Linked DNA regions of Homo sapiens: region 2 is linked to region 1. The links are chromatin loops, found by intact Hi-C in ENCODE. Cell type or tissue: mammary epithelial cell. All regions are shown on one strand. Each heading gives the region's core, and the rest is flanking DNA. Links, peaks and the distances in the headings are about the cores only.

Region 1 (5,000 bases), core at 1-5,000:
CAGGCCAAAGACCTGTTTTAACTTGTATTTATGTAGTTTCTATCTGGCAGGAAGATTTAAGTTTTGTGTTGATTTTCTTGAGCTAGGATTTAAATTAGTATTCATAAATGGCCTTGAAGTTTTATGTTAACATTTGAAATTCTATCTCAAAAAAAATGATCCTTTGTGGAGTAGAAAAAGACTGATATAATTTTATTCAAGTTATATATTTCTACTTTATAAGTGATTCACCTTACCACATAGCCTTATGTATTCACCTATGGTACCTGGTAATGGTGAAATGTATATTTACTGTATAATTTTTACAGTTGTCCCCTAACAATGTTGAAAATAATTTTAATAGCTCATTAAAATTACTTTGAGAAATTAGCCTTCCTCAATTATGGTGTCATTGTATTATTTAGTATGCATTTGTAGAAACTGTGATTTCTGTAATGAGTTCTCTCTTGAGTTTCTATTATTGTTGTGTTTTTCTCTGTCAGCCAAGAGACTTCCCTCACCTGCCTTTTTGGTGGGTTTTTGTTTTTATTTTCACTTCATTCTCCCTAAAAAAGATAGTTAGAGGTGAAGACAGTATGTTTAGAAAAGAGCATCTAGATTCACAGACAGAATGCTTGCGTTAACATTGCAGTTTTAGTGATTTGATTTTTCTATAGCCAGTATAACTATCCTACGTAGTGTTTGGCAAGATACAAGTAATAATAACTAACTAGTTCTTCTCAGGAAAATTGTGGGGGCCTGTATTTATAAAGTTCTGAAATTTTCATTTCCAGTCTTTTTAAAAAAATTTATTTAATGTCAATGTAAAGCATATAAAATCAATAATTCCTGAAAGAATCTGCATTATTTGATATTTATGTATCTTTAAAGAATGTTGGTTTATAAGTGAGACTGTCATTTGTAGAAGGAGTCACCCAGAATTCAATATTGGATGGATTCCATCAATGGTGCATTGGATGAATTAAAGTTATGTAAGTTTAGTACATTCAGTTGATTTAATGTAATTGAAAACATATTTGCTAAGCCTAAAGTTTACATATTTACCTGGGGAATGATTAGTGAAGCTTTAATGTTAATATTTCAATATGGTTAAAATCAATGTTCTGATCTGTATTTGTGTTTTATCATTGCAGCACCTTAAATTCAAGGAAACAAATCTTGTAATGCTGCAGCAATTTAACGCACTAGCCCAACTCCGTCGTATTGACCAGTTGACAATTGATCCTCAAGGAAATCCAGTTGTCAATTTTACACTCTGGAAATACTATGTACTGTTTAGGCTAAGCCATTTCAGTATGCAGAAAATAAATGGAACAGAGGTAAGCTAAAAACTAGATGAACTATAGAATAAAAATATTCCTTCTTAGTGAAAATAGTTACTTTAAATGTTTAGGAATTTAAGTAACCATGATAGAACATTTGAGATATAATGGTTTTTTTTAAATTGACATTTAAAATGTCAAAAGGCTAAGAATCTATTTTAAAACTTCCAAAGAACTAAATAAATTGTAAAAATAAAATAGTAACCAGGTTATAGTAAATGGCAAATACTTATACTGTTGTTTGTAAGCATTCAGTGAAATAAAATGGTGGGGTGACAGTTAAAAATAAAAATAAAAAATAACTCTTTTATAAGTAATGTGATCTTTGTATTTCTCAAAGTACTTTGCAGACTGCCTGCTATGCAAGAGGGGATAAGGAAGTAAAACCTAAATGTCAACTAATAAGGGTATTGTGGTAGAGAAAGGGAAGAATAAAATGGAAAAAAAAGGGGAGGAAGAAGATGACTTACAAAAAGAAGAGATGAAAAGGAGAAATAAGCCAGGAAGAAAGATAAAATAAGAGAAAGTGAAAATAAGAGAAAAAGAAAATAAAATAAGTATAAGTAAATGTCTGGAAAGCTTTGTTAATAGCTGGTAGCAACCACTGTGCCATGACTACATTGGGTAACTCAGGTCTGGAGCTGAATAGCTGGAAAATTATTAGTGAAAAGTTATTTTTAGATTGATTCTGCTAAGCTTGTCACAAGGTAATCCCCCAGCTACTCAAAAGCCATGTTCTTTTAAAATATTAATTTGGAAGGAAAGAGAGAAGCTATGCTTCCACCTCTACTAAATTTAAACACTCCTCCAGAGGAAAAAAAAAACATCTTTAATATGTTGTTAGTCTTATTACAATATCTCTTGAAATTCAGAAGACCTCTTTATTGTAAGATTAACTGTAATCAACTTTCTGGCACAGTAACTGTGTTTCCCTGCAGCTGATACAGTACAGGTAGATACTTAACTCCAAAAATTCAGCATACTATGAGGAGACTGTACATCTCTGGATCAATGTACAAGCAGCTATATGAAATTTGCATCAACCATGGTATTTCTGTAACCTCAGAATCAGCCATCTGCTGAAGATGTTGGGTAAATCTGAATCTTCAGATGACTTTTAATTTCTCCAGCTAGTTCTCAAGAGGGTTGGCTCAGTCTTGTGTACTCATGTATACTATTTGGTACTTCCCCCGAGGTGAGGTTGTGAGTCCCTGGAAGGACCTAATAATTAGTCCTAAAGGTTTTCAAAGTTAGCCCAGACTGGAAATAGAATGGTTATTTTTACTGTGGGTGACTGAGTCTCCCTTAATTGAGGTAACACACCGTTACCTCAGTTAACCCTAAATGGTGTATTTACCCAGATATGGATTATTACTAGAATAATACCCATTATTATCAAACTTTGAATCAGGAAGGAATAGTGTAGTTATATAAAGTGGAGAAGAATTAGAAAGAATTAGAAAGAACCAATATAATTTATTCTGATTTAAATTTCTGAAAATCTCAATGCCAGGGATATTTGACACTTTATTAAAATACCTAAAATATATTCCTGTTTGTTAGGTCCTTGACCTTAGATAGTAATGTTACACTGCATTTTTACTTCTCTGTGTATAAAAAAGAATGATATTGCTTGAGGTAGAATTAAATTGAATTAATAGCATCAAGAAAACATGGAGTAGTGGCCTGCATTGGCCACTAGGTGACTATATTGGACCAAACACTACTTAGTTATTAGCTAAGGAAGAATTTGAAGTCTCCTTAACTGTGAAGATCCAGGGAAGGGAAGAGAGTTAGCCTGCACTGATTCATAGGTATGTTTGTGAATTATTGGTTTGTTTTAAAGAAAATGCCTGTGAAGAGTATTACAGATAGTGTCAGGAACAAATTTTCAAAAGATCCAAAATTTAATTATACCAGGGTTTCTAAACCTTGGCTCTGTTGACATTTTGAGCCAGATAATTCTTTGTTGTGGGGGCTGTCCTCTGCATTGTGACATGTTTAACAGCAACCCTGGTCTCTACCCACTAGATGCCCGTAATGTCCAGAAATAACTAAACATGTCTCCAGACATTGCCAGTTGTTCTGTAGGGGGCAAAATGGCTCTTGGCTGGGATCATTGAATTATATATAGACAAAAAAACAGTATTTAAAATGTAAGCAACCCTATTTTATATTAAAGAAAATATCCCCAGATAGTAATACAGGTACTGCTTTCAGCTTTTAGTACTTTCTTGGTTAATGTAAGAATGGGTCCTCATAGGGTATACTTGTGACAAGTTATTCTTTTTGGGGAGAAAGACTGATAGAATGAACAGGAGCATCCTTGCTAATTCAGTGAAAGTTCCATCTCTCAGGAAGGGACAAAATTATCCCTATAGGAGCAAGGTATGACCAACACCTTGGCTTACCTTTGACACATTATTAAAATGAATCTATCCCATTGATACTTGGGAATTTTTTCCTCTAAATCATTCTAATCCAAGAAGCTATAGGATTTCTGAAAAAAAAAAATACTAAAAATTGAAGGTACCTCAAGTGTAATTCTCAGGAAAGACAGCTTCTAAATCAGAGCTGACTCATCACCTCCAATCAGCTTCCATCATCATGAACCACAATTATACGTCTTCATTTTAACTCAAGAAAGAAAAATATCAATGAAAACTCTTCTTTCCACAGCACAGGAGAATGTGCTTTTGTGGGCTTAAAAGATAATATTTAATTTGGATCTCTCTTTGGGATTATATCAGTTTTATTCAGCTAAGAGTTGGTGTCATTTTTTTACCCCTTTCTATTGTGTCTCTTCAGGTGACACAGAATGATATGATAATGGCTGAAAGGCTCTTTGGAATCCTAGCACATGTAGCATCTTCTGAGTTACCCCAGTATCGTCTGATTTCCATTCTGGGTGATGCCAGGTAACCTTTAATTTTTGTAGTTTTTTATAGAATTACTGTTACACTAGAAAAAGAAATAAATTCCACATACCTCCTAACTATGCTAATTATGTGTTCCATAAACATGTATCCTAGACTGGCCTATTGAAAGTGTTGGGGATCTTAAGATAAATAAGATGAAGTCCTTATTCTCGTATGGCTTATAGTCTAATAAGTTAAAGATATACACATACAATTAAAACGTAATGTTTCAGGTGCTATAAGGGAGGGCTGTAGGAGGGACTAACCATATTTTGGAATAACACTGGGGAAGGCTTCACAAAGGAGAAAACATTTTATCTAGTTCTTTGGGAATGAGTAGGAGTTTTCAGGTAGAGGATATGGGGAAAAGATATCTGCAAAAGCACAAGTAATTGTAAATAGCTCAGTATAATTGGAACATGGGATGATTATGAATAAATGATAGGAAATGAAGCTAGAAAGACTGATTGTGGTCTGACTTTGAAGAGCTTTCCAATCCATGCCAAGCAAAAATGAAAACTTGTGTTTTGTAATGAAGCACAAGCAATCATATAATTGGATTTACATTGTAGAAAGGCTGCCATTTGAGCAGGCAGAGCTTGAAGTAATGAAGACCAATCAAATGGTTACTCTGTAGGCCAGGAGAGATTATGAGGGCCTGAGCCAGGGCAGCAAGATGGAGAAGAGGAAACCTGACAGAACACACTAACTGACGAGGTGGAGCATGGATGAAGAAATAGTCAAGGATGGTTGACCAGTC
Region 2 (6,065 bases), core at 542-5,541, 92 kb after region 1:
GAGGCCTTCAATCCAACAGCCCAAAAGAAATGAAATTGTCTGAACAACTGTGCTTGCAAGCTTAGAATCAGATTTTTCCCCAGTAAAGCCTTCAAATGTGACCTCAGCCCTGGCCAACACCTTGGTTGTAGGTACATGAAAGACCCTGGGGCAGAGGACCTAGTTTAGCCATGCCTGCATTCCTGACCCACAGAAACTGAGATAATAAACATATGTTCTTTTGAGCTAAGTTTGTGATAATTTGTTACATAGAAACAGATATCTAATATTTATATCATTTATGTGTTTATACCATTTAAATTTAATGTAAGAATTGAGGGCTGGGTGCAGTGGCTCATGACTGTAATTCCAGCACTTTGGGAGGCTAAGGTAGATGGATCACTTGAGCCCAGGAGTTTGAGACCAGCCTGGGCCACATGGCAAAACCCTGTCTCTACAAAAAAATACAAAAATAGCCAGGCATGGTGGCCTGCACACCTGTGGTCTCAGCTACTCTGGAGGCTGAGGTTGGAGAATCACCGGAGCCTGGGAGGTTAAGGTTGCAGTGAGCCATGATCACACCACTGCCCTTCATCCTGGGTGACACAGTGAGACGCTGTCACACAAAAAAATAAATAAAAATAAAAAGTAAAATAAAAAATAAAATAAAATAAAATAAAATTGATATGTTTGTACTTAGATCACCATTTTATCACATATTTTATGTTTGTTTCTTCTGATTTTCATTTTCCCTTTCCTACTTTCTTCTGAAATATTTGAATATCTTTGTCTTCTATTTTAATTTTCTATTGATATTTTTACTATATCTCTGGGAAAAAAATTTTAGTAGCTGTTCTAGAGATTACAGTATATGGTCTGCTATTATATTACTATTATATTTTATAATTTCAAGAGGAGTACTCAATTCTTGCATTAAATTTAAATGGTATAAACACATAAATGATATAAATATTAGATCTTCTCACCATATAGGTACCTTTGGCATCCCCTGTTTACGTAGTCATCATAGTATTATGTATTATGATGACTACATACATTGAAAATTCCATCAGTCAATGTTACAATTTGTGCTTTCACATATTTCAAAGAACTTAAAATCTATTATATTTTTCCAGGTATCTACCATTTCAGTTGCTCTTATTTCATTACTATTGTTAAAGTTTCCCTCGATTTAATTTCCTTGTAGTCTGAAGAATTCTCCTTAGCATTTCTTATGGAACAAGTCTGGTATCAAGGAATTTTCTTACTTTATCTGAGAATGTCCTTATTTCATTGTCATTCATGAACGATATTTCCACTGGATATAAGATTCTGGATTGGTAGTTTTCTTTTCTTTTTTATTTTTTTTTTTTGAGACAGAGTCTCACTCTGTAGCCCAGACTAGAGTGCAGTGGCATGATCTCAGCTCACTGCAACCTCCATCTCCCAGGCTCAAGCGATTCTCGTGCCTCAGCCTCCTGAGTAGCTGGGACTACGGGTGCATGCCACCACGACTGGCTAATTTTTTGTATTTTCGTAGAGACGGGGTTTCACCATGTTGCCCAGGGTGGTCTTGAACTCCTGAGCTCAGGTGATCCGCCCCCTTGGCCGCCCAAAGTGCTGGGATTACAGGCATGAGCCACTGTGGAGGGCCGATAATTCTTTTCTTTCTGTATGTTAAAAATGTTATTCTACTTCCCTCCAGCTTCCATGGTTTCTGATGAGAAATGCACAGTCATTTAAATAATTGTTTCTCTACCTGAAATGAGTCATTTATCTTTGATTGCTTTCAGGATATTTTCTTTATTTTAATAGTTTTCATAAGTTTGATTATAATGTGTGGATGTCTTTGATTTTATCCTGTTTGGGATTCACTGAGTTTCTTCAATTTCCATGTTCATGTCTTTTGTGAAATGTGATGTTTTTCCACCATTATTTCTTAAAATATTTTTTTCCCATTCAACATCCTTTTTCTTTTCCTTCTAGGAGTGTAATGACACAAATATTAAACTTTTTGGTATTTTTTCCCACAGGCCCCTAAGGTTCTGCTGGGTTTCTTTTTCAATTTTCTTTCCTTTGTTGTTCAGATTAGATAATTTCTATTGATCTATCTTTAAGTTAATTTTTCATCCAGTTAATCTGAAATTTAAGTTAGTGTCCTTCTCTTTTTCTGTTCTAATATTTCCATTTGGTTTGTTTTTATATCTTCCTTTTTTTTAAATTTTGAGACAGTTTTGCTTTTGTTGCCCAGGCTGGAGTACAATGGTGTGATCTTGGCTCACTGCAACCTCCACCTCCCGGATTTAAGAGATTCTTCTGCCTCAGCCTCCTGAATAGCTGGGATTACAGATGCCTGCCACCATGCCCAGCTAATTTTTTGTATTTTTAGTGGAAACAGGGTTTCACTATGTTGCCAAGGCTGATCTCGAACTCCTGATCTCAGGTGATCCACTTGCCTTGGCCTCCCAAAGTGCTGGGATTACAGGTGTGAGCCACTCCACTAGGCCTGTTTTTATATCTTCTTTTTTCCCCCCTGAGAATTTCGGTATTTCCATTTGTTTCAGGAGCACTTTCCCTTACTTTATGGAACATGGTTATAATTGCTGCTTTAAAAAATGTTTGGTAATTCTAACATCTGTATCTTCTCAGGGTTAGTGTCTGTTGATTGTCTCGTTCCTTGTCAGTTGAGACTTTCATGGTTCTTCATATGCTGAGTAATTTGGGATTATATCCTAGACATTTTGAATATTACAGGACCCCAGGTCTGACTTAAATCCTAAAAAGAAGGCTTTTTTTTTTTTTTGAAGCAGGAAATGAAACAGATTATATTATTTTTGCGAGTCCAAACCTGCCTCTTGGGCTGTGGTTTCAATATCATTTCTGATTTCAGAGTGCAGTGCTATTCAGATCAGTCCTGTGTGTGTGCCACCCAGTGGCCAATCATGGGCCTGGACTGGGGTCTACCTTGCAGTTTCAGTTCTCCAAACATGTGGTATGGTGTTTAGGATCAGATCCATACATGTGTAGCCTGGAGGTGAGCCCAGGAGCTAAAACATAAGTTTGTGGGATTTCTGACTTAAGCTCCCTACTCTCCGTGATCTCCCCAACACCCTCTGGCTCCTTGGGGCCTCCCTTTTCAGCCCTCCAGTGAGCAAGCTTGGGCTTCAGTTTCTCTGCTCTGCCACACTTACCATGACTGTTTCTGTGTTTGGAGTCAAGTGGCAGGAGGAGAAAGGTGAAAAAAAAAGGAAGAAAGATTTGCCACACACTCTTGTGAACACTGCTCCTCCAGTCAAACAGAATAATTCCCCTCTCTTGGAATCTTAGATGACTGCCTAGCTCCACTCCCACCCCCTCAGCCTCTGCCACCACCACTGCTGCTACAATATTGCCTGTGGGCTGAGGCTGGAAAGAAGGAAAAAAAAAAACACCAGGAGTTCCCCTGCACCCCACTCTCTCTCTGACTCTTCAGAATCTCCTTTCTTGTGTTTTAGAGAGGACTTCTCTTGCAGCTCTTTCTGTCTTCCTCTGGTGCACACTTCCAGCTTTATGGCTGCCTTTTAGTCTAGGCTGGCTGATACTGGGAGGGAAAAAAATTCACTACTGATTTAGTGGGACTTTGAATTCTGGTCTTCTTCCCAAAGCCACCTGCTATGATTTATGTTTCAGAACTCTCAGATAGCTCCTCCATCCATTCTGTCCAGGATTTATAGTTACATTTAGTGTGTCCTTACTTATTCCATCTTTTCTGGAATAAGGCTCTCTTTTTGCTTTTTAAATCATCAATCATTTGCTATGTGGGAAATGATATCTTTGTTTATATGTATGGCATTTATTGTCTCCCCCACCCCCGGCCCCTGCAAAGTTTCATAAAAAACAAAACTTATTGACCAGCAATAACTCTTTATTATATGGCCGGAAAGAATTAGGCAATCCATCTGGAGAAAACAGACTGTTTCTCTTCGCTCACACAATACTTCTGACAGCAAATGTGTGGGGCTTTTTCTCCATCCCAAGAAGTTCTCCAATTCTGCTCCCATCAGCTGCATGCCCTACGATTTAATTCGATTTTGACACTGTCTACCTGGAGCTAAGCATCAGATCCCACAGGGTTAGTTCTCAGTCTCACAAGATTGCCCTGTTAATGGAAAAACCAAACTCTGAAAATATTTTAAAGAGGTTTCTTCTGAGCCAATATGAGTGACCATGGCCTAGAGAACACAGTCTCAATAGGTCCTGAGAAAGTGTGTCTGTGGCAGTCAGATTACAGTTTGGTTGTATAAATTTTAGGGAGGCAGGAGTTATAGGCAAAGACATAAATTCACACATGGAAGGTATACACTGGTTCGGCCCGAAAAGGTGTGATATCTTGAAGTGGGAGTTTACAGGTTATAGGCGGATTCAGAGATTCTTTAATTTGCAATTGGTTAAAGGAGTAGAGCTTTGTGTAAAAATTTGGAGTCAACAGAAAAGAAAGTTTTAAGTTAAGATAAGGAAGTATGTGAACCAATATTCGAGGTCAGAGTGACCCGTAGGGCTGAGTGACTTAGCCCTTGTCCGGCACGGCCTTATGTCCTCTTTATAATTTGATATCTTATTGTCACAAGGAGTCTGTTTTGTTAGTCTTATGGTCTGTATTTTAATATTAATGGTGGTCAGTTGTGCCTAAACTCCAAAAGGGTGGGGATATATCACCTCCCTTTGTGTCATGCTGGGAATTCCATTTTTAAGGATTTTCTAGGGTCCCCTTAGCCAAGAGGGGGTCTGTTCAGCTGTTGAGGGGCTTAGGATTTTATTTTTAGTTTTCAGCCTCTACTTCAGATGTCAATCACCAGGCCAGGTCTCTAGTACTTTTGACCAACCAGCTGCAAATTGGGGTTTCCCCTACCCACCTTCTCAGCAATACTTTGCTGGGATAGCTCACAGAACTCAGGCCATTTACTCGTTTATTATAAAGGATACAGATGAAGACTTAGGTGAGGTCTAGAAGGGTCCAAAGCATAGGAGCTTTTGTCCCTGTAGAATTGGGGTACCCCTCTCTCCCAGAGTTTTCATAGAATTTAATTTCCTCCCATCCCATTCCTGGAGGTCAGTGGGTAGGGCTGAAAGTTTCAACCTTCTAATCCCTTAGTTTTTCTGGTGTTGAGTCCCATCCTGAGGCTATCTGGGGTCCTACCCTAAATTACCTCATTAGCATAAACTCAGGTGTGCTCCAAAGAGGCTCCTTAAGAATAAGAAAGGACACCTCATGACTGAGGAAATTCCAAGGGTTTTAGATTCTCTGTGCCAGGACCACGGACAAAGACCAAATATACTTCTTATCACACTACACTATCCTATTTTCTTTTCCTCTACATTTCATCCTATTTTCTGAGTCCACAATTAGAGGCATTCCACCCAAAGACGAATTCTCAAAGGAACAAATTCACACCAAGATTGAACCACAACCTCACCTGGCCTGCACAATGCCTTCAATTGTTTTTCTGGCTTGCATTTTCCCCTCTTATATTAATAGAGAAAAAAAGAGCATTCCAGGGCCATGAGCCCTCTTGAGATGTTGAGCTTGAATGATTGGGAAGATGATAGCTCCTCATCCAGATATGGAGTATGGAATAGGAAAGAGGGTTTGGGGGGTGGGACAGGAAGTGATATGTTCTATCCATAACACATTGCACTTGAAGCACCTGCCAAAATATCCGGGAAATGGGAGCCTGGAGGTGAGGGTCAAAGGCCAGACTTAGGTGGCATAAAGAATGACTTGGAATAAATTATTGTGGAAGGTCTACAGGAGAAAATTATTATGGGAGGACAGGGTGTGTATCATGGTGAGAGAAGAGGGCCAGGGATCTCGTGCACAGTGTGCTTAACCTTCAAATTGCAAGGACTTCCCACTGTGACGCAGGCCTCAGTTCTACACAGCTGCTCTTCAAGACCACTCCCACTACTGTGCCTCCCCACCATTCCTGAGTATTCTCCACTCCCAGAGCCTGATGACTTTCCCTAAGCTCCCACCTTCAGTACACAGATTGGCCTTTATCTCAAAGGCAGAACTGGTATTTGGGTACCATGGCAGATCTGTTGGGGGA

The links. Peaks named below come from ENCODE experiments on the same cell type or tissue, not always from the same donor. Only the 100,000 strongest peaks of a DNase experiment are listed, where the experiment ranks them.
Region 2: it touches region 1 in a loop (11-fold over the local background); 35 of 110 quality-filtered maps call a loop at or near these places.

The regions. Positions count from the first base shown.
Region 1 is chr15:71,008,674-71,013,673 of GRCh38, forward strand. LRRC49 (leucine rich repeat containing 49) reads left to right here. Exons shown (of 16, transcript NM_017691.5): 13 at 1,134-1,319; 14 at 4,131-4,240. Among named protein-coding and RNA genes, the nearest start is that of THSD4, 100 kb to the right of the region's middle. In mammary epithelial cell, for the core only: a CTCF peak has its summit at 3,018 (motif pointing right); a DNase peak (open chromatin) is centred at 3,058; H3K27ac peaks cover 1,288 bases.
Region 2 is chr15:71,100,380-71,106,444 of GRCh38, forward strand. It overlaps a transcript of THSD4 not described here. Among named protein-coding and RNA genes, the nearest start is that of THSD4, 12 kb to the right of the region's middle. RefSeq lists enhancers at 2,755-2,824, 2,995-3,044, 3,185-3,294. In mammary epithelial cell, for the core only: a CTCF peak has its summit at 2,937 (motif pointing left); a DNase peak (open chromatin) is centred at 2,862; H3K27ac peaks cover 1,437 bases.